Linked DNA regions of Homo sapiens: region 2 is linked to region 1. Evidence: read pairs that join two places in POLR2A ChIA-PET (ENCODE). Cell type or tissue: endothelial cell of umbilical vein. All regions are shown on one strand. Links, peaks and the distances in the headings refer to the core of each region. The heading gives the core; the rest is flanking DNA.

The links. ChIA-PET counts read pairs that join two places held together with the same protein. Peaks named below come from ENCODE experiments on the same cell type or tissue, not always from the same donor. Only the 100,000 strongest peaks of a DNase experiment are listed, where the experiment ranks them.
Region 2: POLR2A ChIA-PET joins it to region 1 with 11 read pairs; 2 of 35 experiments call an interaction of 5 or more read pairs at or near these places.

Annotation. Positions count from the first base shown.
Region 1 is chr11:60,918,077-60,930,015 of GRCh38, forward strand. It overlaps TMEM109 (transmembrane protein 109), which reads left to right. Exons shown (of 4, transcript NM_024092.3): 2 at 1,610-1,854; 3 at 2,810-2,912; 4 at 3,698-5,367. The coding sequence starts at 1,618. The coding sequence ends at 4,089. It overlaps TMEM132A (transmembrane protein 132A), which reads left to right and starts at 6,384. Exons shown (of 11, transcript NM_178031.3): 1 at 6,384-6,657; 2 at 9,128-9,342; 3 at 9,565-9,783; 4 at 10,553-10,884. The coding sequence starts at 6,558. LOC124902676 (a long non-coding RNA gene) reads right to left here and starts at 7,321. Exons shown (of 2, transcript XR_007062688.1): 1 at 7,143-7,321; 2 at 1-1,077. RefSeq lists an enhancer at 761-1,960 and silencers at 6,280-6,639, 6,700-6,919, 6,960-7,029. In endothelial cell of umbilical vein, for the core only: no CTCF peak of the experiment used is centred there; a DNase peak (open chromatin) is centred at 6,355; H3K4me3 peaks cover 1,441 bases.
Region 2 is chr11:62,793,154-62,804,477 of GRCh38, forward strand. It overlaps NXF1 (nuclear RNA export factor 1), which reads right to left. Exons shown (of 21, transcript NM_006362.5): 2 at 10,639-10,825; 3 at 10,266-10,419; 4 at 9,024-9,107; 5 at 8,789-8,893; 6 at 8,586-8,666; 7 at 8,409-8,478; 8 at 8,176-8,264; 9 at 7,941-8,048; 10 at 7,224-7,333; 11 at 5,386-5,422; 12 at 4,165-4,233; 13 at 4,030-4,085; 14 at 3,307-3,414; 15 at 3,134-3,192; 4 more. Among named protein-coding and RNA genes, the nearest start is that of MIR6514, 6.0 kb to the left of the region's middle. In endothelial cell of umbilical vein, for the core only: no CTCF peak of the experiment used is centred there; no DNase peak of the experiment used is centred there.

The DNA of each region.
Region 1 (11,939 bases), core at 4,046-9,045:
TAATACTTAACCTGCCTCAATTACTTCAGTAAAATGGGGGATAATAGCAACACCTACCCGATGGGCTGTTGTGACAGTTAAATGAGCGCGGTGGTGCATGGCAAGACCTAGCTGAATGTTAGCTTTTTATTAATAGTATTTCTTTAAAGGTTGTTCATTATACCCTTGCTCACTGTCCTCGTCCATTTTCTGCTTCCTATAACAGAATGCCACTGCCTGCGTAGTTTATAATGAACAGAAATTCATTAGGGTCACAGTTCCAGAGGCTGGGAAGTCTAAGGGCATGGCGCTGGCATCTGGCAAGGGTCATCCTATGGCAGAAGGCAGAACCCAGCACATGAGACAGAGACAGGAAATCAGGCCAAAGTCATCCTTTTTATCAGGAGCTGCATTCCTGGGATAACTAATCCACTCCCAAGATAACGGCATTAATCCATTCATGAGGGCTGAACCCTCATAACCTAATCACCTCTTAAAGGTCCCACCTTTTAATACCATCATCATGGCAATTAAATTTCTTTCTTTTTTTTTTTTTTTTGGTGGAGAAGGGGTCAAACTATTTTACTGAGGGGAATGGGGTGTCAAAGAAGTACTTAGGACCATGAGATCCAACATCCTTGGCTGGACTGGGAGCTCCCAGGCTCTGCAGGAGGTGCAAGAACAGTTAAATTTCAACATGAGTTTTGCTCTTCAAACCATAGCACCTCCATTGGGGGTGGGGAGGTGAGGTCACTCTGTATCAGTGGTTCTCAACTTCATGCAGTGGAACTGCCTAGGGAGCTTTTGCAGATCCAAGGCTAGGCCACACCCAGACAATGATATCAGAACCTCTGGGCTGGGGACACAGACATCAGTACTTGGGAAGCTTCCAGGTGATTCCAGTGAGCAGCCATGGTTGAGACCCACAGTATAACTTGACTCCTAATGAAGATGGGTGGAAGCAGAAGCTTGGGTTCAAATCCTGGCCTTTCTGTGTAGCCCAGTGACCATGGGAAAATGCTTAACTTCTGAGTCACAGTTTCTTCTCGTCTGTACCAGTAGGGGCGAGGAGGATAAAAGCCACCTCACATGATGGTCCTGCAGAGAAGATGACATATGTGCAGTTATTCTTGTTTGAGCACATAACTGAGCACTTTTCTTTATACCATTATATGGCAGTAATCCTACTTGTGTGCTATTTTTAAGTTGTTTTTTATACCAGCTGTATCTTAAGTAGATTATAAGCTCCTTGGGACAGAGCCTTTATAGAGTCTTATAATACTTTTATGCCTATAGCACCTAAGATACAGGGACAGGCCTTCAGATTTTTAGAACTGGCACAAACCTTAGAGAGATCTTCTCGCCAACTCTAAAGTGTTGAATAATACTTGCTGGTTAATTAATATGCAAGTGGTAAAGAATGTGAAAGAGGAACCTGTGAGTCAGATGGTTGTGCCCAGCTTCAGTTGGAAGTCCCAGTCCTTCCTCTCCCAGCTAACAGCACTTTCTTTCCAGGGTTAGTTTGGTGCTTGCTTGGGGTAGGGGTGGAGAAGGATGTTGGGATAATCAGAGCTGAGAGGGTGAGTGTGTCTACCATGGCACTCAGCTCACTGTGCTTCTCTCCTGGCAGACCCAGTCATGGCAGCCTCCAGCATCAGTTCACCATGGGGAAAGCATGTGTTCAAAGCCATTCTGATGGTCCTAGTGGCCCTTATCCTCCTCCACTCAGCATTGGCCCAGTCCCGTCGAGACTTTGCACCACCAGGCCAACAGAAGAGAGAAGCCCCAGTTGATGTCTTGACCCAGATAGGTCGATCTGTGCGAGGGACACTGGATGCCTGGATTGGGCCAGAGACCATGCACCTGGTGTCAGAGGTAAGGAAGGTAGTCCCTGTGTGACTACACACATTAAGGAAAAATAAAAGAAGAAAGGTTGGTAATGGCCACCTCATCTTAGTTCCACATCCTCTCTGGTGCAGAGAGCCCCAAATTCCACAAAAAGAAGCCACACAGCACTTGTCTTTGAATTCCTCGTTATTTGATTGCTGTCCTAGGGCCTTTTAGCTCCACCCCTATCCTTTCCTGGCTCCTGCCCTTTCCTTGCCAGAAAGGCTGGGAAATGAGCCATCTTTATAAGCCCATGTTACTGGGTGACTGTAGAGTCTCACTTTGGTCTAAATCTGACCTAGAATCTCGAAATGGCAAAATATCAAGTCCTGAATCCATTCCTTCACCTGCAGAAGTGGGTTGAGCTTATTGGGAGCCTAAGGCAGGGTTATCTTTTTTTACCTGGTGGCATCCCAAGCATGGTATCACATACTTTTGATAGGCTGGACTGAAGGGCTGAGACAATCATTTATTAAATCCATAATATAGTATAGCTGATAGACTCCTTTTTCACTGGAACATCCTATCCCTTTACAGATGTTCTCCACGCACCTTCATGACTCCCTGGACAGCTAGCAGGCCTCCAGTTTTATAGGGTGACTACTAAAAGTATTTGATTGTCTCCGTCATTCACACACAAGTACACCTACTACTCCCTCCAAAGTATCCCAGCAAAGCAGTTAAATTATGTCCCAGATGCCCTAGTTTCCAGTTCAGGAAGGAGAGACAGCCTGTTGGCCATCCCTGTAGACTAGAAGGTGGATGTGGAAGGGACCCCTCAGCCAGGCCCAAGGCCCCTACCCTCTGACCCAGGCCTGTCACCACTGGGTGAGAAACAGGTCTGAGACATTCCTGCAGTTCTTGCCTGGACAGTGGTGATCAGGCGTGAAGGCGAGGACCGTTGTTCATTATGAACTCATCTCGCTCCGTGCTCTTTCCACAGTCTTCGTCCCAAGTGTTGTGGGCCATCTCATCAGCCATTTCTGTGGCCTTCTTTGCTCTGTCTGGGATCGCCGCACAGCTGCTGAATGCCTTGGGACTAGCTGGTGAGTGTTCGAGTGCTGGGTAGTCAGCCAGAGCTTTGCCTGTACTTTCCTACTTGTGGGAGTTCATCTTTGTCAGGGTCTAGCCTTTTCCCCAAGCTGCTTAACCCTTCCCAGGATTCTGCAGAGACATGGCCAAAGAGCAAGCCAAGAACTACCATGGCCAGGTGTGGTGGCTCCCGCCTGTAATCCCAGCACTTTGGGAGGTCAAGGCAGGAGGGTCACTTGAGGCCAGAAGTTTGAGACCAGCCTGGGCAATATAATGAGACCTCGTCTCTATAAAAAATTAGCCAAGCATGGTGGCGTGTGTCTGTTGTCCCAGCTACTTGGGAGCTGAGGTGGGAGGATCGCTTGAGCCCAGGAGGTAGAGGTTGCAGTGAGCCGGGATCACGTCACTGCACTCCAGCCTCGGCGATGGAGCAAAACCCTGTCCCACCCAGACCCCCTAAAAAAGAACTTCCGCCACCACGTGCCAGTTGTTCACTTCCTATCAGGCATCGTGCTGAGCTGTAGTATCTCATTTAATTGCCAGCCACAGTACAGGGAGGCAGTAGAATTGTTCCCGTTTAGTAAATGAAACTGCAGCTCAACAGAAGCAAGTAATCTACTCCAGGCCTCACAGCCAGCAAGAAACAGAGCTGAGATTCCAACCCATATCACTCTGAGTCTGCGAGAACGGCTTATTCCTTTGCAATGTGCCTAGCACCTCCCACCCTTTTAGCTCTTGCCCCGCTCTCCCCTCACCACTTCTCCAGGTTGGCTGACTCTGTGACTCTCTTGGCTTCCAGGTGATTACCTCGCCCAGGGCCTGAAGCTCAGCCCTGGCCAGGTCCAGACCTTCCTGCTGTGGGGAGCAGGGGCCCTGGTCGTCTACTGGCTGCTGTCTCTGCTCCTCGGCTTGGTCTTGGCCTTGCTGGGGCGGATCCTGTGGGGCCTGAAGCTTGTCATCTTCCTGGCCGGCTTCGTGGCCCTGATGAGGTCGGTGCCTGACCCTTCCACCCGGGCCCTGCTACTCCTGGCCTTGCTGATCCTCTACGCCCTGCTGAGCCGGCTCACTGGCTCCCGAGCCTCTGGGGCCCAACTCGAGGCCAAGGTGCGAGGGCTGGAACGCCAGGTGGAGGAGCTGCGCTGGCGCCAGAGGCGAGCGGCCAAGGGGGCCCGCAGTGTGGAGGAGGAGTGAGCCGGATGCCCCACACACCGCCAGTGTCATACCAAAGAGCTGAGCTGCTTCGGGGCCATGCAGCCCTCCTGCCAGCCCCCTGCCCTTTTCTTGCCCTGTCTCTGAACCTTCAGAACATTGATCCTTGCCGCAGCCCCACTAGCCAAGAGAAACAGAGAAAGACCATTCCCCCTGCCTGTCCTTGCGGCCCTGTCTTCTGAGGTTCTCTGTCTGGGGTTGGCTCTCTTAACCCTTTCTCTGCTCCCAGCCTGCCTCACCAGGGAAGGTTGGAGGGGCCTCCCTCTGGCTTCTGCATCTGCGCCAGCAAACATCACTGCCGTTGGTCTCTCATGACTTAACTGGCTTCCCTCTGCTGCTGCCTTGGCTTCCTCCTAATGCTCGTGCTCTCCTGTCCTTCTGAAGTTGCTCCTTGGCCAAATCTCCAGCTCCCTTCTTGTTTTCCTCATCCTCCTACCCTGTACTCCCACCAAACCATGGTCCTTTAAGGCACGCTCCTGTCCTCCTCATTGCCCAGCAGTAGGGAGGGGCAGGGGTAAGGGGACCTGAGGATAAAGGGTGGGGAAACAGGGTCCCCTGAGGCCTGTGGGGGCTGCAGGGGAGGAGGATGTACCTTGTGTCTCTTTCAAGTGCCTTAATCCGAGCCAGCAGGGCCTTCTGCTTGCCTGCTGCCATACTGTATGTAGGAAAGTGTTCTGTGGCTGCTTTGTGTCAAGAAAAGAGCAGTCACTCTCAGAATCTTGATTCCCCATCAGCCAAAGCAAAAGATGGCTGCTGCTTTGTAGGCATGTGCCTGCAAGTGGGACCTTGCTGGGCATTATATGCCCTGTGGGGGTTTCAGAGACCCTGAAAGAGGAGGGAGGACCCGCCTCCTTGTCTGCACAACTGCATGCACTTCTCTCCCCATCGCTCCACAACCTGAAACCGAGAAGGAGTTGCTGACCAGTGCCCACCCCGGCAGCCCGGGAGGAACACAGGCAGCTCCTTTCCCTTCACGTGGTCTGCAGAGAGCAGGGTGAGCTGCCAGCTGCCCCTCTCCACCAGGGTACCCTGTCTTGGTGGTTAGGGGCCACTTTTCCTTTGAGGCTCTAGTGGAGGTGGATGTCCTTCTCTGCCAGGCTTGGCACATGATGTGAAGAATAAATGCCCAATTCTTACTGTTCAGGTTTGATGTGGAATCACAGCTGCAGTGATATATATTTTTTATCAGTGCTTGGTTGGTTTTAAATAAAGTGCACGCTATTTTATTATCTTGTTCTGAATAAAATGTATTTACTCCAAGTCTGGATTGCTTCCATGTCTCCTCTACTGCTAAACCCATTTCTGTAGTGCAGCTCCGCCTCCCAATTTCTCCCTGTGGGGGCAGTGTGAAGCTGGCAGAGGGGAGAGCTGAAAAGGCAGGCTGGTACCAGGTACCCTTCCCTCCAGGAGCACAAGGAATTAGGAAAGCATGCCCCCATTACAAAACGTAGGAACGACTGGCACTGCTGGAAATGCGTGTGCTTGCTGGGCAGAGGGGTCACCCCTTCCCTGCAGTGTGCTGAGGTGGGTGGGCAGCCTGGAGAAGACTTGCCTGCCCTCCCCTTCACCACCCACCTGAGGACTTTCCTGTGCCAAGGTTTCCAGTCGGCCCACAGGCTGGACCAATTTTGCGGAGGGCCTCAGACATAATTTTTTCTTTGTAAGCTGCCCAGGGCATGAGAGTGTGCAGCTGGGGCCCCTGCTCTGGGCCTCTCCCCAAACTGCCTGGTAGGCAACACTGGGTCAGGACCCTTGAGGCTGGCCTTCCCTCGGGAGTGTTGGGCAACCCTCAACCCTCCTAAGCGCTGCAGGACGCTGCCCAGGTGGAGCTGGTCAAGAGACTAGAGCTGCCTGCACCTAGAGCCCTTCCTCCACGGCGGTGGCCTAGCTCTGTCAGGGCAGGCTCAGGTGGTTGGCATCTGGCCCCGTTTGACCCCCTCCCTCCTTTCCTGTCCCTGCAGCTCCCGTCCCATGTGTCCCTGAATTCTGGTTCTGACTCAGGTGTCAGATGCCTTCACAAGTGAGCTGCTTGTGGGGGTGGGTGAGGCAGAGAAAGTGGCTTTTTCTTCCCTGATCAGAAGCTTCCGTGAGGGAGCCACACAGAACTCACCGAGTCCCTCCTGGCAGAGGCGGCCGTCCTCTGTTGCTTCCAGGGACGTGGCCCTCTTCCCGACCTCGGTCGCCTGAGCGCGCAGGGATTGGGGATCCGTAGGGCACTAGGACCCGGCGGGGCGGAGGGGGCAGCCCATGTGCTGCGATTCGCTCCCTCCCACCCCACTGCTCCCGCTCCATTGTCTGGGAATTGCAGCCGCGGGGCGGGCGGCGGCGGCGGCGGCGGCGGCCGGGACCCAGCGGGCCAGGTGGGGACGGCGCGGAGCGGGTGCGGGAGATGCCGTGCGGGACTGGGGCCACCTGAGCCGCCCGCCTCGTCCCCGCCTTCTGTGGGAAGGATGTGCGCGCGGATGGCCGGTCGCACAACAGCGGCCCCTCGGGGGCCCTACGGCCCCTGGCTCTGCCTCCTGGTGGCCCTCGCCCTGGACGTCGTGAGAGGTCAGCGGGAGGGGAGGGCCGGGGCGAGGGGCGGCCGGGCCCGGCCGAGTGGGAGCGAGTGATGCCCGGGAGCCACCAACCTTTGGGTTCTCGGACTGAACCCTGAGCGGGGTCGCCCCGCAGCGCCCTGAAGGTCGGAGAGTTCTTGCCCTCGGGAACCTGCCCCCAGCCACTCGCCCCTAAGGCTTCCTTCACCTTGCACGACCCGGCAACTCCTTCCTGACCCGGGGCAGCCCGGCGCAGGGGCTTCCCCGTCCCGCACCTTCTGCGAGGGACCCCTCAGCCCGGGCATCGAACCCGGCGGCCCCGGTCCCGGGCGCACTAGCGTCATCCCCACTCCCTCACTGTGGTCTGTAGCGCTGCACCCTCCTAGCCTCCTTCCGCCGCCACCAACCCACCCCCCTCGGGAGTGGAAAGCAGCCCCTTTGCCTGGGACCTGCAACAGACGCAAGCCCTCCCTCCCCCTTCCCCCAGGGCTCCCTGACCTTGGCGTCTCCAGGGATGGCCGCATCCTTGCCTTCCAGAACCTTTGAGAGGATTCCTGTCACTGCGGGAAAGGGCAGCAACTTCCCTGTGCTTCGGGGTGGGGGTCGGACTCCCTTGGCCTGGGCTAGCTGGGCTGTGGCTGCAAGGCAAAGGATGCCACAGAAGACAGAGGGACAGTGAAACATTCTCTGCCCTCCCCACCGAGAGAGCCGAGCGCTGGGTGATGGGAGTCCGTGGGAGTCAGGCTAAGAGCATCTTGTAATTATGGAGGCAATGGAGTAGGAGGCGAACCTGAAGCCAGTGGCTGCCCCCAGAGAGCAGTGGTCACTTGTTACGCTTGGGGCAGGGGGCAGGGAGAGCCTGTCAGTCATATGCTCCTTGGTGGGGAGGGCCAGGAAGGAGGTTGAAACCAATTCCCCCACCCCCACCCACAGTCCAGCTGTGGGGCTGAGAGGGAGCTAGCTGTGGGGTTGCTTTCAGCCACCTGCTCCCCATCCCGAGGGACGCCATGGGAGTCCTAATAGAGAGAGGAGGAAAACCTTGTCAAATCCATTATGCAGCAGCAATAATGCCTGCTCCCTCCAGACAGCACTCCACAGTTTACACAGCCCTGTCCTGTCCACAGTGCCACCTAATGCTCCTGCCCCTTTTACAAGTGAGGAAACAGGCTTCAAAATGTTAATGCCTGACCCAAGTTTCATCAATTTAAATTCAGGTCTCCAGGCTCCCAGGAAATCCTCTCTAGGGAGCGCTTCCTAGTTTGGGGGAATTCCAGGATGAGCAAGACAGGGTCCCTTGTTTATAGGAAGATTACTAATTCAGAGGAGGCACCCAGGGTTGCAAAAGACAGGAGACTGGTGGGAAGGTGAGTAACCAAGGAGGGCTTCCTTCAGAAGGAGGCAGTATTCACTCATGGCCCTGAATGAGGAGGGAGGTGCCACCGGGCAGAGCAGAGGAGAGGAGGTGCGCTCCAGGGCATGAAGCCTGCAGGGTGCACCGTGGCAGTGGAGAGTGGAGAGAGAAGTGGCAGGTGGAGACGCCGGATGGTCTAGTGGCTAATACCTGGGATCAACCCCCAGCTCCTTCACTCTCCAGCTGTGGAACCACAGGCAAATACCTTAACCTCTCGGCCTCATTTTCTACATCCACAAAATGGGATTCATCATAATAGAACCTGGTTCACAGAATTATTACAAAGACTCAAAGAGTTCATATACATACAGTATTTAAATTCTCACCTGCATATAGCATTCACAAAATGCTAATTATTATTATTAGTGCTCATAGTTAGAGCAAACCAATATGGCTTAGTGCTCCTTTGTCCTTCTGATGATTGACTATTTTGACTGTCTTCCCCAGGCTCCTGGTCCCCACCCCACCCCCAGGGCAAGCAAGTGCCTTCACAGACCTCTTCAGCACCTTCCGCGCCCGCCCATCCCACACTTGCACTCGATACCAGTCGGTTCAGGGAAGAAGGGAGCAAGCTTGGAAAGATGGTGCAGGTTGCCATGGCAATGATGGGGGAGGAGGGGTGGATGCCCAGCAGAGCCTGGCCAAGGATTCAGGGCAGAGAAAGCTCACTTCATTACCATATTTTACTACACTGGCCCAGTCTGCCGACGGTTGCACCCCAGAAGTGCCTTGGTATCAGAGGCGAGTAGATGGAGGGCAGGAGTTGGGGAAAAGGAGACATTGAGAAGGCTGTTGGCGAGAAGAAGGCCAAGGTCTGTGGAAAGTAGAAGGAATAGCTGGGAAGCATCCAGTCCTGGACTCAGATTCGAATCCTGGCTTTGCTACATACTACCTGTGTGAGGCTCTTTAAGCCTCAGTGACCTCATCTGTGAAATGGTGGTGAGAGGGGAAGGGACATTTACAGCCCTTTTCTCCCTCCCTTGCCCACAACTACTGTGCCCCAGCATGGCACCCGGGTCAGCCCCTGCCAGCTCTGGAGCTGTCATCATCTCTCCCTCTTATGCCTCTTCAGTGGACTGTGGCCAGGCTCCCCTGGACCCTGTCTACCTGCCGGCAGCCCTGGAGCTCCTAGACGCCCCTGAACACTTCCGTGTGCAGCAGGTGGGCCACTACCCACCTGCCAACTCCTCTCTGAGCTCCCGATCTGAGACCTTTCTGCTCCTACAGCCCTGGCCCAGGGCCCAGCCACTTCTCCGGGCCTCCTACCCACCTTTTGCCACTCAGCAGGTAAGGAGGGGGCACCGGGGACTCTCAGGCTAACAGGACTCAGGGCCTGAGGTCTGCTGGGTACAAATTGGGAGCCTTCCCCAGCCCCGGCTGTGCTCCCCATATTCCAGAGGGGGAAACTGAGGCCCATAAAGGTTCTCTTCTGCCAAGCTGGGATCCCATCTTCCTAGATCTTCCCCTCCCAAGCTCCTCTTTTGTTAAGCCCTCTCATTCTCCCTCCAGGTGGTCCCCCCTCGAGTCACTGAGCCCCACCAACGGCCAGTCCCATGGGACGTGCGGGCCGTTTCAGTGGAAGCGGCTGTGACTCCAGCAGAGCCCTACGCCCGGGTTCTCTTCCACCTCAAAGGGCAGGATTGGCCACCAGGGTCTGGCAGCCTGCCCTGTGCCCGGCTCCATGCCACACACCCTGCCGGCACTGCTCACCAAGCCTGCCGCTTCCAGGTGAGTAGACAGGCCCCACCTAGGCTGGTCCTGCTGCAGCTGCATCAGCCAGGTGGTGGGCCCGCGGCAGAGAGGAAACCCCCACTCCTGGGAAGCGCGGGGGTTGTGGACCACCCGACTCCATTTCTGCCCCCACTAGCTTTCAGTGCTGTGAAAAGGTTATTTAGGGCCCCAGAGGGAGTTCAGTCCTTGGTGTGTGACTTTGAGTAAGTAACTTAATCTCTCTGAGATTCAGTTTCCTCATCTGAAGAATGGGGTGTTAAGAATTCCTACCCCATCTGGAGTTGGAGTAAGGAACAAGTGAGATGAATGTAAGGATAGCTTACGGCAGAGTAATCAATCAGCCAGTGTGTTTGCATTATTAGTAGTGTTACTTTTATAATTGCTATTTCCACTATTTTGGAGTCTAGCACAGGAATCCATGGGAGAGGCGTCTCTTGAGCTTTAGGATTCTGAGAAGAAGACTGGATTCTAGGCAGGATAGTCCTGGGCTTGGTTAGGGTAAGGCCCTGGGATTGGCTTACTTTGTAATGAGACCTATCCCAAGGGCTGAAGAGTGGTCTGCGGACATGCTCTGAAACCTAGACCTGGTTTGAAGCCCCAGCCAGGTTGCTGGTTTGCTGTGTCACTCAGGCTGTGTCTCCGGCCCATGCTGGGCCTCCCTTTCATGAGCCCCTCCAGCTCTGGGTTTCCTGCCATGGGTGCTGAGAATCCTGTTCCTCGCCCTGCACCCACCCCCATGCCAATTACTGCTGTCGTGTCTTCACAGCCATCCCTGGGCGCCTGCGTGGTGGAGCTGGAGCTTCCCTCGCACTGGTTCTCACAGGCCTCCACCACACGGGCCGAGCTGGCCTACACGCTTGAGCCTGCAGCTGAGGGCCCTGGGGGCTGTGGCTCCGGCGAGGAGAACGACCCTGGGGAGCAGGCCCTCCCAGTGGGGGGTGTGGAGCTGCGCCCAGCAGACCCCCCGCAGTACCAGGAGGTACCTCTGGACGAGGCTGTGACTCTGCGGGTGCCTGACATGCCAGTGCGGCCCGGCCAGCTCTTTAGTGCTACCCTCCTGCTTCGGCACAACTTCACAGCCAGCCTCCTGACCCTGCGGTGAGCACCAGGCCACGGGGATGGGTGAGGGTGGGAACCTCTGTGGGAAGACTAGGGACAGGTACCTGCTCCTCCTGGGGTCCTTGCTGGAATCCTTGACCTCTGCAAAACATGTGTCCACCAAACTAAACTCCTTCCAGGTAAAAAGCCATGACTGTGCTGGTAGGAGCCCACCATGGGCACAGCCCTGGAATTAGAGTCAGAAGTAGGAAGCTGCCCCTTCCCCTGGCACCTCCCTGAGATTCCTTTGTCCAATGGGGCTAACGGTCCACCTTCAGGGCAGCTGCAAGTCTCCAGGGAGGGGAACCCGCAAAGGGCTTAGAGACTGCAGTACCTAAGTGTGAGCTCTTGCTCCAGTGCTCCAGAGAGGGATATTTGCCCCAATCACGTTCACCTACATGCTGTCCCTCCTTGCCACCCTCGCCGTAGGAGTCTAGCCTTTGGACAGAGCTTGCTCTTCCCCATAGGAAGGCCCTGATTCTTTGTGTCCTTTTCCGTAATAAGTTCCCCCAAAGCAGCCCCCACCCACCTACCCAGTTCACCCGGCAAGGGCTTGCAGAGTATGACTTGCTTCTGGAGTCCAGCGCAGGAATCCATGGGAGAGGCATCTCTTAGGCTTTAAGATTCTGAGAAGCCTGAGTTCTAGGCAGGATAGTCCTGGGCTTGGTTAGGGTGAGGCACTGGGACTTGCTCACTTTGTAATGATATCTTTCCTGAGGATCGAAGAGCGGTCTGTGGACATGCTTTGAAACCTAGACCTAGTTTCAAGCCCTGCCTGGGTTTGTGCATGTCCCGTCTCTGTGTCTCCCCATCTCCTACGCCCTCCTATGCTCACTCTTATTAAGCAGATCTTTCCTAGACACTTACAGCCTGCCAAGCCCTGTGTCTTCACTCTGCAGATCCAAACACGAGCAAGGGCCAGTCCCTATCTGGCAGAAAGGGGCCCCAGTGGTAGGGAAGGGAGCTGGATGGGCATGAATTGGATTAGAAGGCATGTGGGTGTGTAAGCACTGAGGGAGGTTCAAAGTGCGGTGGGAGCTCAGGTGAGTGGGTGC
Region 2 (11,324 bases), core at 5,683-10,682, 1.9 Mb after region 1:
CTGCAACCTCCGCCTTCCAGGTTCAAGCAATTCTCCTGCCTCAGCCTCCCGAGTAGTTGGGACTACAGGCGTGGAACGCCAAGCCCCGCTAATTTTTGTATTTTTAGTAGAGACGAGATTTCACCATGTTGTCCAGGATGGTCTTGATCTCTTGACCTCGTGATCTGGCCGCCTCAGCCTCCCAAAGTGCTGGGATTACAGGTGTGAGCCACCTCTCCCAGCCAACTATTAGGTTTTTTTAAGCAGCCAAAAGTTTTGCCTTTTAAAATTTCAGGAGCCCAGGCACAGTAACTCACACCTATAACCGCAGCACTTTGGGAGGCCTAGGTGGGCAACATGGTGAAACCCCATCTCTGCAAAGAAATACAAAAAAATTAGCCAGGTGCTGTGGCCTATGCCTGTAGTCCCAGCTACTCAGGTGGCTGAGGTGGGAGAATCACCTGAGCCCTAGCAGTTGAGGCTGCAGTGAACTGTGATCACACCACTGTACTCCAGCCTGGGCATCAGAGTGAGACCCTGTCTCAAAACAAACAAGCAAATAAAAATTTGGCTGGGTGCAGTGCCTCATGCCTGTAATCCCAGCACTTTGGGAGGCCGAGGTAGGCAGATCACAAGGTCAGGAGTTCGAGACCAGCCTGGCCAACATGATGAAAGCCCGTCTCTACTAAAAAAAAAAAAAAAAAAAAAAAATACAAAAATTAGCCAGGCATGGTGGTGTGTGCCTGTAATCCCAGCTACTCGGGAGGCTGAGATTGGAGAATTGCTTGAACCCGGGAGGCAGAGGTTACAATGAGCCAAGATCGCACCACTGCACTCCAGCCTGGGCAACATAGCAAGACTCCACCTCCAAAAAAAAAAAATAATAAAATAAAATAAGGTGGCACATGCCTATAGGCCCAGCTACTCTGGAGGCTGAGGTGGGAGGACAGCTTGTGCCCAGGAATTAGAGGCTACAGTGAGTTATGATCACCACTATACTCCAGCCTGGATGACAGCGCAAGAACTTGTCTCCAAAAAAAAAACAAAAAAACTGTCAGGAGCCCTCATTATTTACTACTAGCCCTACTTCAGTGCATCCCCATCCTACACATGCCCCGCACTCACTTCTGGGACCACTCGAGGTTCATGCCAGACTGGGTAGAGAATGCTTGCAACATTTCCTGCTGCTCTGGAGAGAGGGTGGGCACCGGGCTGGAGGAAGGCGTGGGTGCAGGCATAGCGAAGGCTCTTTGGATCTCTTCAGAACTGGCATTCCGCACAAATAGCTCATCATTTACAATACATAGCCTTGAGGACAAAGAGCACTTAAAAAGCTAGACAGAGATAACATCATCCTCCCAACATCATTCCTATTCTCTGATTCTTTCAATATCCACAAGGTCCCCCTCCCACTCTTAGCTATTGTTACCTTTTATCATTTATCCCCTCCCATGGAATCAATGTTTGGAAGGATTATCTACTAAACACACTAGGGTTCTCCCAACGCATGGACTTTAGCTCTTTTAATTCATCCTCACAACAAACTTAGGAAATGAATATTGTTATATGAATTTTCAGATGAGGCAGCAGCCTACTTGCTAGAAGTGGTGGAGCCAGGATGAAAACCCAGACGGTACAATTCCAGAGCCAAGCTATTAACTGGCTCTTAACTACTATGTGAGCTTTCTCTGATTTCCTGTTGCCTTTCTGAAATCACCCCAAAGACTGACTCTACCCTCCAATTACCACACTGTTGGCCATGGATTAGGACTGGTATCCAATGCGAAAAGCAGAATACTTACCCTGAATTGCTAGCAGGAACAGCAATGAATGTCCGGGTGAAGGCTCGCAAAGAATCCCGGGACTTTCCGTCCACTGCAATAAGAACAGCAACAACACCTTAGGGTCACTAGTGCTTTATGTTTACAAACAGCTTCTTGAATCATGGTCTTTGATATAAAGAATCCTAGCAAGTCAGAGAGGAATGATTAAGTATATAAGGGTATAAGGGAAGCACAGGTGGGGTGAAGGGTCAGGTCAGAAAGGACAATAGTAATAACTACGGCCGGGCACAGTGTCTCATGCGTATAATCCCAGCACTTTGGGAGGCTGAGGTGGGCAGATCACGAGGTCAAGAGATCGAGACCATCCTGTCCAACATGGCGAAACCCCTTCTCTACTAAAAATACAAAAATTAGCTGGGCGTGGTAGTGCGCACCTGTAGTCCCAGCTACTCGGGAGGCTGAAGCAGGAGAACCACTTGAACCCAGGAGACGGAGGTTGCAGTGAGCCAAGATTGCGCCACTGCACTCCAGCCTGGTGATAGAGTGTGACTCCATCTCAAAAAAAAGTAATAACTACTAATCCACTGATAGCATCTGTATGCCAGGCCCCAGGCCAAGCACTTTGTAAGTCACTTCAGTTTACTTCCTATAGCACCACTATGAGACGGCTATTACTAACCCCATCTTACAAATAAAGAATCTGTCTTAGAGGTAATGTTACTTGTCCACAGCCCCGCACAACCAAAACTAGGATGGAAACTAAGAACTGCCTGACTCCAAAGTCCTCCTAATCCCCAGGCTTTTCCCACATCCAGACAGGACAGGTGGAGAGGTAGGCCAAGCCAAGACGGCTTGGGGGCAGAATGGGAGAAGGAGCTCAAAAAGAAAATGGGAGAGAAAGTAGCTGGGAAGCTAAGAGTGCTGAGGAAAATTCCAGCTGGGGGTGGGACCACGCTACAAACTCGGGACTCTAAAGATTCTTACCTTCCTTGAAGACTCCATTGACAGAAAAACACAGCAATGTGCTCTGAAAGAGAAGCAGCATCAGGTACAATGTACACTTCTCAGAGCCTGAGTGCCCCCCCTTGCCTATTAAATGCCACCCCCACCCCAATTCTAGGCTTCTGTCAGGCGCAAGCAGGAGCTTACTGTCTGGGCGCTTATGTCTACCACGAAGGAATTGACGTCGTGCTGGGTTTTGGGCAACTCATTGAGGAAGGCAACAACGTTGAGACGCGTGTGCTTCAGCAGCCGGAACCGCAAGGCTGTGGGTAGAGGAGAAAGCTCAGTGGTGCTGCCACACACTCCTGAGTTCTGACTGATTCCTTCCCATGCCCTTTTCCCATATTTTGTTCGTATCACACACTTACTAGGGTCTTTAAGCTTCTTCACATTTCTGCTATCCTTGAAATACTCGGCTAAGCTGCTTCTGGGGGAATAAAAGGAATGGACGTGGTGTTCAGAGCAGTGCTGCCAGCAGGTGTGCCCTGTATCTGCTGGGAAACCCAGTGGTCCCGGGCAGATTCTGGGATGTGATACTAACCGGGCAGGGTTCTGAGGAATGAAAGGAATGCTCAGGGAACAGCAGGCCCCATCATGGTAGGCATCCAGGAGCCCTTGTCGGTCTCCAGAGTCGTAAATTGCATAGTACCTATGGGAAAAACAAAAAAGAAAGTATGGGCTCTGTGGTCTACAGCCATACAAGGACCCAGTAGCTCCCAAGAGTGAGTTGTGGCCGGGCATGGAAGCTCATGCCTGTAATCCCAGCACTTTGGGAGGCTGAGATGGGTGAATAGCTTGAGCCCAGGAGTTCAAGACCAGCCTGGGCAACATGGCGAAACCCTGTCTCTACTAAAAATACAAAAAAAATGGCTAGGTGCGGTGGCTCACGCCTCTAATCCCAACACTTTGGGAGGAAGAGGCAGGTGGATCATGAGGTCAGGAGTTGGAGACCAGCCTGGCCAACATAGTGAAATCCCATCTGTACGAAAAATACAAAAATTAGCCAGGTGCAGTGGCACACACCTGTAGTCCCAGCTACTGGGGAGGCTGAGGCAGGAGAATCACTTGAACCCTGGGAGGCAGAGGTTGCAGTGAGCCAAGATCACACCATTGCACTCCAGCCTGGGTGACACAGTGAGACACTGTCCAAAAAAAAAAAAAAAAACAAAACAAAAAACAAAACAAAAAGATTGATGTGTGCCTGGGTCTGCCCACCATTCCCCCTCAACCTCGGGGTGGGGAGGGGGGACCCTGGGATACTTACTGTTGCAGGAAGTGCAAGACCAGACTCTTCAAGTTTTCTGTTCCAAAATAGCTTCCCTGAAATCAAACAGGTATTAGGAACATGGAAGCAGTATTCTCTCCACACACAAGTTCTTACTCTGTCCATGCTTCCTACCTTGCAGGGCGGTAACGTCGTGGGGGCTTCAACATCAAAGGCAATTGGTGGGGGTAGCTCATGGCCATCCTGTGGAAAGGAAGTAAAAGTTGACAGTGTAGACTGGGCCCAGTGGCTCACACCTGTGATCCCAGAACTTTGGGAGGCCGAGGCAGGCAGATGGCTTGAGCTCAGGAGTTTGAGACCAGCCTGGCTGGACAACGTGGCAAAACCCATCTCTACCAAAAAAAATACAAAAATTAGCTGGGCATGGTGGTGCGTGCCTGGAGTCCTAGCTACTTGGGAGGCTGAAGTGGGAGGATCACTTGAGCCTGGCAGGCGAAGGTTGCAGTAAGCTACGATTGTGCCACTGCACTCCAGCCTGGATGACAGAGCCAGACCCTGTCTCAAAAAACAAAACAAACAAAAAAGAAAGTTGACAGTTTAAACCAGAGAGAAAAAGGCTGGGTGCATAAGTAGACTGAAGAACTAAGAGAGAAGGGTCAGAAGTCAAGTGTAAACGCATCATGAAAAGTATCCAGGGATCCAGGCTGGGCGCAGTGGCTCACACCTGTAATCCCAGCACACTGGGAGGCCAAGGTGGATGGATTAGTTGAGGTCAGGAGTTCAAGACCATCCTGGCCAACAAGATGAAACCCCCATCTCTACTAAAAATACACAAAGAAATTAGCCGGGCATTGTGGCACATGCCTGTAATCCCAGCTACTCAGGAGGCTGAGGCAGGAGAATCACTTGAACCCAGGAGGCAAACGGTGCAGTGAGTCAAGATTGCACCACTGCACTCTGGGTAACAGAGCAAGACTCCATCCAAAAAAAAAAAAAAAAAGGGCCTGGTGCGAGTGGCTCACGTCTGTAATCCCAGCACTTTGGGAGGCCGAGGTAGGTGGATCACCTGAGGTCAGGAATTCAAGGCCAGCCTGGCGAACATGGTGAAACCCTGTCTCTACTAAAAATACAAAAATTAGCCAGGTGTGGTAGCACATGCCTGTAATCCCAGCTACTTGGGCTCAGGAGGCTGAGGCAGGAGAATCGCTTGAACCTGGGAGGCAGAGGTTGCGGTGAGCTGAAATCATGCTGTTGCACTCCAGCCTGGGCGACGAGTGAAACTCCGTCTCAAATAAAAAAAAAAAAAAGAAAAAGAAAAAGAAAAAGAAACCTATCCAGGAATCCTTGTGAGTGAGAGATGCTGTGCTTGTTAGAATGAAAAAATTATGGACTTACCAGGCGTAGTAACTTGGGAAATCGTTCGCGAATGGCGCTGTCAAGAACGGGACAGAAGTGAGTGATGCTTCAGAGCCACCGTGCCTCCTGGGCTGCTCTAGGAGCAAATATACCAAACCCGAGGGACAGCCCATCCCATCCTGCTCATCCCTCCACTCCCTCCCAGCCTGTGCTCAGGGAAAAATGGCCCCCACTCCCCACCTGACCCGGGGCACCCAGACATGGACTGCCTTGAAGGCTGTCTCTTTTCTCTCTGCCTGACCCTGAGTGTCAAGGAGCAGTACTCCAAGCCCAGGCTTTAAGCCCAGGACCTCTTTCCCCTCCCTGCCCCCCTTACCTTCCACCTACTCACCTGTGCAGCCCCGGGAGGAGGGAATGGGGTGGGAGCCCAGGGGCTCCGCTGCCTCACCAGGTATCCATCAGTTCTGCCAGGTCTGGCTTTGGCCAAGACCCAAACACACCACAGGGATGGCACAGGATGTTGGGGCAGGGAGATGAGCAGGTGGGGCTCAGGAAGAGGAGAGGCAAAGGAATAAGAAAGGAAAAGGAGGAAAAAGAGAAAAAGGCAAGATGGGGCAGGGGCAAGGGAGAGATGGGGAGGTATAGGAGACAGACAGAAAAAGGAAAGAGAAAGCAAAGAAAAAGAGAAAGAACTACAAGGCAAAAAAGCATCTAGAAAAATGAGGGAGAAAAGGGAGAAAGACACCCTGACACAGCCCTTTCTTTCAGCTGCCCCATCCCTGTGGTCCAAGGTAGAAATGAGAAACAAATCCTTGCTGTGGTGAGTGGGCACTTGCTGTTGGCCAGGTCTCTGTCTGCTACCTGGGTCCCGATCTGAACTGGGCGTGGGAAGCAAAGCAGCCATGGGGGCAGGAGACCTCCCTCAGAAGGTGTGAGGGTTCAGGCCCCTGTAGGATTGTGGGGGTGAGGGTCCATGCCCCACCTCTGTTGCCCCCAAGTTCTCTCCTGATGGCCCCTCTGCGACTGTGCCTGTCTTAGGTTGTTCCTTCCCTGAGGAATCTTACCCGTCTCTGGCTAACCAGCCATCCACCGGGGCCAAACAGGGTGACGTGCAGTGTGTGAGTGAGGGAGAGGCAGCGCCCCCGAGGGGGTCAGTTCTCTGTCTCCTTGGTAGCCTATGCCCCCGTGGCCTCCACGCCCAGCACCTGCCTTGGGATTCCCTCGCCTGCTGGCGGGGCCCCAGCTCTGGTCACATCTTGGGGAACCCAGGTTTCTTCTTCAGGGAGAGCCCAGCTCATAGCACTGGGCAAGAGAGACAGATTGCATGCCACCAGCCCCTAGGAGGCCTCAACCTCAGCATGGACAGCAACAGCCCTGGGCAAGTGGATCCTGAGAAAAGGGTCCCTCTTGGCGCAAGGGCAAGAGGGGCCATCACAGTACAAAGGAGGGAAGGCCCATCTCAGTAGGAAGTCCCAGGTAGGGAGGGCTTCCTCAACCCATGGACACCAGGCTCTTGGCACAAGGCAACCCCATCTATAGGGTATGTACAAGATACCCTCTGGTTAGAGTAGAAAGGGGAGATGCCTTTCCTGGAACAACAGGGTAGGGAGATTCTAGAAAAGGTTGTGTTCAGGAAGAAAGAGAAAGGCCACAGACCCAGCAAACAGATAGTCAAGTCAGAAGAGAAGAGAGAACATCTCAGGACAAAGCTGGAAGACACAGACAGACCAAAGTGGGGAGCACGCGATCCTCTCAAAGGACAGGTGGTTCCAGCTCAGGGCTGCACATCTCCGCAGACGGGCCCTGGTCAGGATGCATTAGCTCAGCCTCCCAGGGGGTGAAGGTCCCCAGGAGGGGAGACACAGGCTACAACTGACCTGATGTAGGTGGACTGGTCTCGGAAGGTGTCACACAGGGAGTTTCCATCGAGCCAGAGCTCTTCTAGCTTCAGCCCCTTTATCTTGTCCAATTCCCGCTCAGACTTCAACTGCAAAGGGTGGAAGGAACAAAGGGAGGAGACCCTGGTGAAGACAGCCAGCTGGCTCCCCATACCCCCAGTCCCTACGCTTAGCTCTGAGATCTTTTCTAATCTTTTAAAATTTTTTCTTTTTTTTTTTTTTTTGGGACAGGGTCTCACTCTGTCACCCAAGTTCAGTGCCGTGGCATGATCATAGTTCACTGCAGCCTCAAACTCCTGGACTCAAGAGATCCTCCCACCTCAGACTCCTGGGTAGCTAGGACTACAGGCATGTGACATCATGCTCGACTAATTTATTTTTTAAATTAAAAAAATTTTTTTGAGACAGGTTGCTCAGGCTAGAATGCAACGGCACAATCATAACTCACTGCAGCCTTGAACTCCTGAGCTCAAGCAATCCTCCCACCTCAGCCCCCTGGGGCAGCTTGGACTAGAGGCGTGCAAACTCCTAGCCTTAAGTGATCCTCCTGCCTTGGCCTCCCAAAGTGTTAGGATTAGAGTTGCAAACCAGCACATCTGGCCTGAGTTCTCTCTCTTGCCTCTTGCCATCACTGGACAAACTCTCTACACCCTCTACCCACCCCTTCAAAAATATAGCCGAGCTATCAATTCTCACTTCATTTCCAGAAAGGTTTAGGATCTTCAGGTTGGGTGCCTTCTGAACAATGCTAGACATGTCATCCAGCCTGTACAGCCTGTTGTTGCTCAAGTTCAAGGACAATAGCTGTGAGGAGAGAAGAGTTTAGAGGAGGCACCACCAGCAAGTGGATCAGAGACGAATCTGCCCTCCAGCCACTTCCTATCTAACACACCCTGCTTCCTCATGCCTAATACTGGGCCAAAGGCCTTACCTCAGGGATGTTCTCTTCAATGATCCTCAGGGTAGCTGCCATACAGCTTCTGCGATTCAGGACAACGTCAATGTTCTGGGCCACCAAATCTTCAGGAAGCAGAAGGGAAGGAAAGGGAAGACTGAGAGGGTTTGCCCATGCCAGCATTAGCAGTAAAACATCCTCAAACTTTCCCTCCCTGACAGATCCCACCTTATCACCACCTATCTGAGAACTACTGCTGTCAACCATACCTGGGTCTGAACGGAGGCCTTTGAGGTCAAGGGCTTGTTGGGAGCCATCGTATCGTTTGCTCATGATCAGCTAGAGGAAAAAGAAGGGTTTAGTGGTCACTGGGTTTGTGTGTGGGGGGTGGGGGTGTGAGAAGTAGTAAGACTGGGTTGGAAACATCTAATTTGAGCCTGCCTCACCTTTAGCTGTTCTACTTGTTCTGGCTTCAGTTCATTCAGTATAGTGTGGGGTGGAGCAGAAGAGTTGATGATGATAGATATCTGGAGGGAAGACACAGAGGGCACAGAAAACTCTAGGGAAGCCTAAGCCGCAAGAACAAGACCCAGTCCCTGCTCTGAGCACCAACCTCCACCTCCAGCCAAGCCAGGCCCTTTAAACACACCCTTCGGTTCTCCCGATCCAAAATCTTATAGTTGACAGCCTTCAATGCAGAGGCAGTACTGGCGTCTTCAACGAAGAACTGGGCCCGTGTATTCTCATAGTGAAACTACAAGAGGAAACAGGAGCATTACACTGGGAGTCCAGAGCCCTTGGGGAGGGGCATTACGCTGGGAGTCCAGCTTGCCCCTTCACCATCCCTGGTGCCTGGCCAGCCAGCCACTCAGGCCTTGTCTTACCTCAATAGGGGTGAAGGGCACACTGCACTTGCTCTGAATCATGCTCAGGAGCCATGCCTTGTCATACTTTCTGCCATAAGGAATCTAGAAATGAGAGAAAGAGAAAAGAAGGGAATGATAAGTAAGGCTGAATAGCAGACCCAATACAATGCCTTTTATACCTTCTACCAAACTTTTAAAGACTATCTAAAGAAAGGACCAGTACTAGGTTTTCTACTTGAGATACACATAGATTCTTTAACTCCTTTCTGTCTACTTACACTTACTATTTTTTCTTAGTAACAGGGCCTCACTCTGTCACTCAGGCTGGAGTGCAGTGGTGCGATCATAGCTCACTGCAGCCTTCATTTCCTAGGCTCAAGCGATCCTCCTGTCTCAGCTTTCTGGAGTAGCTAGGACTACAGGCATGTACTACCATGCCCGGCTAATTTTAAAATTTTCTGTAGAGAAGGGGTCTTGCTGTATTTCCCAGACTGGTCTTGAACTCCCAGCCTCAAGTGATCCTCCACCTCGGCCTCTCAAAGTGCTGGGATTACAGGCATGAGCCACTGTACCCAGCCCATTTACACTTATAATCTCTCAAAAAAAAATCAATTTTATTTATTCTAAAAGTTCCAAGATATTATTTACACCTTGCCTGCCCCTCAGAGAACTCCAGGGCACTCCAGGGACTCCAAGCCCCACACTCAGCCTGAGCCAAATGAAGACATCCAGAGGAATTACTCCCTCCCCCAACCAAAATTTTCATATTTCTCTTCCACCCCTTCTCTGAACCTGCTCTAAGGTGTTGGAAGATACTGATTCCTAGGAGAAAAGATAGATACTTGAGTGTGGAGTAATCAGATGACAAGGAGAATTTTTGGGCTGGGTGCGGTGGCTCATGCCTATAATCCCAGCACTTTGGGGGGCCAAGGCGGGCAGATCATGACGTCAGGAGTTCGAGACCAGCCTGGCCAATACAGTGAAACCCCGTCTCTACTAAAAATACAAAAATTAGCCGGGCGTGGTGGTGGGTGTCTGTAGTCCCAGCTACTCGGGAGACTGAGGCAGAATAGCTTGAACCCGGGAGGCGGAGGCTGCAGTGAGCCGAGATCACGCCACTGTACTCCAGCCTGGGTGACAGAGCAAGACTCCATTTAAAAAAAATAATAATAATAATTTTTGTGGAATAAAATTAAACATCTCCACTCTCAGCGTGGCCTCCTATCTCTACTGTACCATCTACTTTCTCAAAGTACTCACTGTAATCTTGAACCAGTTCTTTGAGGTCCCATCCTGGCTGGTGCCAGCCCCTCCTCTCTCTGGAGGAGCTCTGTCTCTCCGCACAGTAACATGAATGCGATCTCGATCATGCCAAGTATCACCCCGACGGTTAGGTCGGGTGGTATAGGGGTTGCTGTGGGTAAGCAGAGAATAAAATGACCACAAATGCTAGGAAAGTCTTCTCAAAGGCCTTCCTGCACTGTTAGTGGGACTACAACTAAGACTGTTTAATCACTAAGCTAGTCCTGGCATTTCTCACTCTAACAGGTGGGAAAGGAAATGACATGGACAGTAAAAGGGCCATATAATCTCATGAGCCACTAAATTCAAACCAGACCAACTGGTCACTCACTATCGTACTCGGGGACCATCCTGGGCATCACTCATTGCCACATCTCCATCATCTTCCTCAAGGCGGGAAGACCGAATACCAGAACCGCCTCTTCCAGACCTACGGTTTCCTTCACCATATTTCCACCGGAAGGGACCCCGGCCTTTCTTCTTTCTTTGAGGGAAATTAACGCGTTCATCATCGTGTTCTAGAGTTAGAAACAGGAACACAAATTAGAAGTAAGTAACTGGTCCGGTTTGGTGTGGCAATCATAGCTTCTAGTACTCTGAACTATTGGAAGAGATACATACTAACGACAGAGGCCATCTCCATGCAAACTCCGCTCCCTATCCACAGGAAAGAACCCTCTCTGTGGGAGGGCAGCATCAGGGAAAAGTTACTGGAAAACTGTGTAGGGCTTTTGAAAAATGAAGTAGAAACTGGAATTAGAGAGAAGCAGGATGTAGAAATGTGAGACCCAAAAGTGTAACTGAACACAAATCAGACCTCTGAAAGCCACCTGAAATCTGCCACTCAGTACTTTGTCTATACAGTGCAGACGCCAGTTACAAATATGACCAGTTTAAGGATCCTCTAAAAATTCTCCTTGTTCTCAAACTGCCACTTTGAAGTTTTGTGAGGAGCTCTTCGTTTCCATGGCCAGAAATGTCCTTTAACTCAGGAGACAAATTCTAGACTCAGGCTCT